Regions from separate parts of the Homo sapiens genome. Here region 1 is linked to region 2. A link is a contact called in ENCODE Hi-C data. All regions are on one chromosome and are shown on one strand. Each heading gives the region's core, a stretch centred on a gene start or an enhancer-like site at or near the end of the contact. The rest is flanking DNA. Distances are from core to core; before and after follow the strand shown. Region 1 has its middle 110 kb from the start of EDEM3. Region 2 overlaps C1orf21 (chromosome 1 open reading frame 21).

What was found. Hi-C counts contacts between places; a loop is a spot of excess contacts on that map. Pooled maps may share reads with other maps.
Region 1: a loop to region 2 is called in a map with no recorded cell type, with 5 times the contacts of the local background. The contact joins two enhancer-like sites. A Hi-C loop is called at or near these places in 7 of 37 single-sample maps with no recorded cell type and 3 of 50 pooled maps.

Annotation. Positions count from the first base shown.
Region 1 is chr1:184,648,488-184,651,187 of GRCh38, reverse strand. No RefSeq gene overlaps it. Among named protein-coding and RNA genes, the nearest start is that of EDEM3, 110 kb to the left of the region's middle. RefSeq lists an enhancer at 1,412-1,741. Within about 2 kb of position 1,440, at least 3 of the 41 ENCODE cell types and tissues checked have a DNase peak (open chromatin) inside an H3K27ac peak, as active enhancers do.
Region 2 is chr1:184,490,353-184,493,052 of GRCh38, reverse strand. All of the region lies in intron 2 of C1orf21 (chromosome 1 open reading frame 21), which reads right to left. Among named protein-coding and RNA genes, the nearest start is that of C1orf21, 100 kb to the right of the region's middle. Within about 2 kb of position 1,297, at least 22 of the 41 ENCODE cell types and tissues checked have a DNase peak (open chromatin) inside an H3K27ac peak, as active enhancers do.

The DNA of each region.
Region 1 (2,700 bases), core at 191-2,690, 160 kb before region 2:
CCCAGGTTCAAGTGATTCTTCTGCCTCAGCCTCCTGAGTATCTGGGACTACAGGCGCCCACCACCATATCCGGCTAATTGCTTTAGGATTTCAGTGTAAGGATTCACATACCAAATCACTCTTGAGTTAGAGAGTTTTGGAAAAACTTTGTCTCTGCAGACTGACTTGTGATCTTTTGGCTGAGTAAATGAAAACCATGTTGCCTACAATGTCTTCCTTTTGGCCTGGGCTTCCAGGAAGCTCAGAGCCAAAATCTGTGCCTGCTGATGGTGGGTAATCAATTTATCTCGGGGTCTGGGAGCAGCTGCCCACTCTGCTTCTTTTACAGAAAGAGATGATGGAATAAATGTTTATTTATAAACATTATACTTTCTCCATGTAAACTGTTTTCACCCACATGCTACCTTGAGTTGACTTGGAAGGGGCAGAAGGATTGTCATTAAACAGGTTTGCCATTTCAAATAAGGAAGTTGTAACAAGTGGCAGATGTCATTGTCTTGCTGTTGGTTCATTGCACAAACATTTATTAAGTGCCCAGCACATTCCAGCTGGGCGGGGACCTGTATGGAAAGATGGAGAGGATGGTTCCTGCCCTCTAGAATGTGTTCCCTCACATTCTAGAATACAGTGCAATAAAAAATCAAATAATTACAAACGTGATGTAAACTGGCACAGGAGGGGAGCCCAAAGAGAGTGACAGCTAGTCCTGGGAGGTTTTGATGGAGGAGGAGGGGACTGGTGCATGGAACCCCCTTCTTTCTGCGTGGTAGGAGAAAGGCCACATCAGCCCCTACACACAGCACCCATCTGAGGACGGTGGTGACCAGCTTCCCAGCCTGCCCTCCCCACCTTCCAGAATCCATCCCAGCCCCAAGGCACCCGGGTCTGAGCTATGCAGCAAGAGTTTTCCAGACAGAAAGAAAAAATAGGTTAAAAATATCTGAGCCCCACATGTCCTATTTTTAATTGATTTACACACAGACTCTTCAATCACAGTATTAATATTTAATTGTCCTGTCAGGTCAGATCCTTCCCAGTCAGACAGTTAAAAATGGCTTGGGACAGAGGAGGAAATGAGGGGCTGGGGTGGCATGAAATGAGGAAAGTGAGGCACCTGCCCTGAGGGGATTAGGCTCTGAGGGACAAGGAGGAGCAGACCCTGGCTCTAGGGTCCTGGGAGAAATAACATCTCACTTGTTTTCTCTCTGTCCCTGTCCCCTCAGTACACACATGTGGAAGCACAACAGCATTCCCCCAAAAAGCCATTAAAGAAACCATGTAAGAGTTGAGACAACACCAAGGTCTGTGGAGACAATGAGGTGCTTCTTCAAGGAGACGCCAGGAGGCTGGTCTCTGGGGGAGAGTCCGGAGGATGAAGCATTCATGCCCTCAGTATTTTAAGTTTGTGAGGGGCCGATTGGTATTTTGACTCTGGGCCCCGGCCCAGCCCGCCCAGGTGAAACCTGATTTACATGCATGTTTCTTCTTTGAGAAACGGCGCCTGTGTTGGCTGTCCCAGCATCACAGCAGCATAGAAACATGGCTTGGGAACTATTTTGGGTAAAAGCACTCTCAGAGACAGCCAATAAATGTCTCAATGTGACTCATTCAAAGAGGCTATTAATAGACAGGAGATGTGAGGGACAGGAGAACTGAATTTCATTCAGTTTCAGCCTCTTGCTTTATTTGTTCTTCCTTTTTAAAAACAGAAATCAAGAAGTGAAGTTTGTCTTGTTGGGTTTGAGTGGGGTGGGGAGGAAGAGCTTGTCTGCCGAGCAGTCATCTACCTCCTCCTCTTCTCCCAGGGTCCAGAGAGGGAAAAGCCAACGGGACACTCACCTTGGAGTCTACTAGAGTCTTTTCTGTTCATTCCTGACTCCTTTGCTGAAGAAAAAGCCTAACAAGTCTGGATAGTCACAGGAAATCATGTTGAGGTGATGTCTCATTATCTTTGAGGTCTGAGGAAAATCTTGGAGTCCTACCCAATATCCCCATTCACCTCTCTGTGTGTCTTCTTGGTTTGGTGCAGTGATTCTCATTGGGAAAGCATCTGTGGGGGTGAATTTTGTTGTCTTAATGGTTGAGTTGGGATGGTCTCGCCATTTAACGGGAAAAGGCAGAAATGCTAGACAGCCTGCAATGCTCTGGGTGACGCTCCCAATGAAGAACTGCTCCTGTCCTGCATAATGGCTGGGTGCCAACTGTGCATTCTTTTTTTTTTTAGACAGAGTCTTGCTCTGTCGCCCAGGCTGGAGTGTGGAGGCATGATCTCGGCTCACTGCAACCTCCACCTCCCTGGTTCAAGCAATTCCCCCGCCTCAGCCTCCCAAGTAGCTGTAGCTGGGATTATAGCTGCACACCATGTCTGGCTAATTTTTTTTTTGTACTTTTAGTAGAGATGGGGTTTCACCATGTTGGCCAGATGGGTCTCTAACTCCGAACTCTTGACCTCAGGCAATCTGCCCACCTCAGCCTCCCAAAGTGCTGAGATTACAGGCATGAGCCACCGCACCCAGCCCACTGTGCATTCTTGAGTGGAGAACATGTTCAGAATAATCTGAGCCTAAAATCAAACTCCATTTGACTCATGACCATGGAGTATTAGTTGCATATTTTTAAATGCGTGAAGTTTTTCCAGGAATGCAACTGTTGTGAGAATCAGGGATAAACTAGATTTTGTGTTGTTCACCTTTTGAAAAA
Region 2 (2,700 bases), core at 48-2,547:
TGACTTTCTGTAAATTTTTACTTCTTCTTGCCCTATTATAGTCTGGCTGGACCAACAGAGTACAGCTATATAAGTTAATAAACAAAACCACACTCTCAGAGTGATCAGATCATAGTACAGTAGCTCTTGAGAAAATCAGCAACCTGGGAAATTAAATGTTCTCCTTTTGGCCTAGATTTTGTTTATAACTGTCTTCTATTAGATATTTCATTATCCTTTTCAAACAACAGGACCAATCTACCCTACCCTGACTTCTACCACAAACCTTTAAACAGAAAGCCAACAAATGGAATCCTTCACTGACTAGCAGCAGCTGCACAGCACCAATTTAAGCATCAGTGGATGAAAGATAAATTTACAAACCAGCCAGCCAAGGTGGAAGCAGAGATACAACTCCACACACTTCAAGCTTTCTCACCTTCAGGCTCATGGTAATGTTCTGAAGCTACAGAAGATATTGGTGATACTTCTTTCTAATTTTTCATTGAAAAAGTAAATATCACAATGCAATTAACAATTTGGTCAACTCTGGACCATAAAGCTTTTAATAGCTGAACACTACCACCACCACCATTTTTTTCTGAGAGCAATCAACAAAGCAATAATCATATATAATCTTGCCAATGGCTCCACTGCAGGAAAGAAACTGACACCACACAGTTGAGTGAATTGTCCATAGTGTGGGGAGCAGGTAAATAGAACCTTTGAACATTAGCACTCAACACTCCCATAGCAATCACACAGTTCCACCCACTCACTCCCAAGACGCAGAAACCAGAGCCCACAGAGGTCACCCTGTAGCATGGTTACTCTGTGGCAGAATCCAAATGTAACCAGGTTCTGCAGGCAAGTCAATGGCTTCTCTATAAACTGGGCTCACTGGGCTTTACAGCCACTTGTTTTTGTTTATGTGCTTGTTCTAATAAAACCTTACACAGCACATAGCTCACTGTGATCTCTAAGAGGAGTTATTTCTGTGAAGGTTTGCTTACAGTAGAAAATTTGAGAAAAACTGAGAAATTGAGATTAAAGTTACAAAGAATGAAGATGGCTCCGTTTCAAATTAGTCATTGTCAAACTCTGCATCATGCTTCTGATTCCTTCTCTTCCTAAGAGACTTTACGCCTCAGAATGAAGAGCAAGACAAGGCCCGTTAGCTAAAAATAAACTTGAGATATGGAATTATATCATAGTTATTTCCTATCTTTACTTTTGTTCTCATAGCTTAAGCAACCTCTTGGGTGCAGGGCTGAAAACAGGCAAAATGAAACCAAACCACTTAACCAGTGTCATGTGAGCTAGCAAAGCCCCGAAGGTCACTGTCATTGATGATTCATAGCCTGTGGCCCAGAACTTTGCTATAAGTAACCATAACGGTTACTGCTAAAAACAAAGGAAAAGGGCCGGGCACAGTGGCTCATGCCTGTAATCCCAGCACTTTGGGAGGCCAAGGTGGGCAGATTGCTTGAGCTCAGGAGTTCGAGAACAGCCTGGGCAATATGGTGAAAATCTGTTTCTACTAAAAATACAAAAAATTAGCTGGGCATGGGGGGCTTGCACCTGTAGTCCCAGCTATTTAGGAGGCTAAGGTGGGAGAATCACCTGAGCTTGGGAGGTTGAGGCTGCAATGAGCTGGGATCGTGCCATTGCACTCCAGCCTGGGCAACCAGAGTGAGACAGAACCTGTTTCAAAAAAAAAAAAAAGAAAGAAGGAAAGTACTACACACACTAATGATATCTGCAGGTAAATGAACTTTAAGGAAAAAGTTTTGCTTTTTCTGAATGAAGTTTTTATTCTTCTTATTAAAAAAAGCACTATGCTAAACTTTACTGTCATAAAGATGAAAATGTGCTGTTTATGAGAGAATAATCCAGAGAACTTTCTAAATAAAGTTCACTGATTATTTATACAGCACTTTTTGTGTGCCAGGCATTATTTTAAGTGTTTTATTACTTATTAATTCATTTAATCCTCATAGCATCTTATGAGGTAGGTTCCAATTTTACAAATGAGGAACCTATCAGTTTGGTTCCCAAATTAATATGATTAGCCACTATACCTTGCTCCACAAGTTCTTTCTCAATGTCACCACCTACATAGTTATAAAATGCTTTTTTTTTTTCACAAAACTTCTTTAGAAAAAGGGATGTAGAATATTTGGAAAATATAAAAGAAGTACAAAAACTAACTAGTAATCAGCACCACCCAGAGATAATCATTACTAACCCTTCCTGGTAAACGGTCTCATCTACATAAGGCCATGTTCTGGCATTATTACTCAGGGTTCATAATCATCTAACCTGAGGTGAGGCTGAACACTTAGACAGCTTAAGGAATTAGCATCAAATTTTCTGTTTTCTAAATCTTCACCTAACTGCCAATCCCTAACATGATTCTTACATTGTCTATGTGAGCTTTTAAGTGTCTTGAAAAAAAATCCAGAGTAAAATTTTCAAATATTTAAGACTCCTGCCGTTAATGTGAGATTCTCTAAAGTTATGTCTCCACCAGTTGGTTAAAGTTTCCCAGTCTCCCCTGCTATATTGTATGTGTGGTGTACCTCTAAGCCTTTGTTCTCACTGACTCTCAGCCTAAACCTCCTGCTCTGTCTCACTTAGTTCCTTTGGCTGGTATTCATATTTTAAGACTCAGCTGAGGCTTTAATCATCCTCTTTACAAGTCTTCCCCCACTCCTTGGA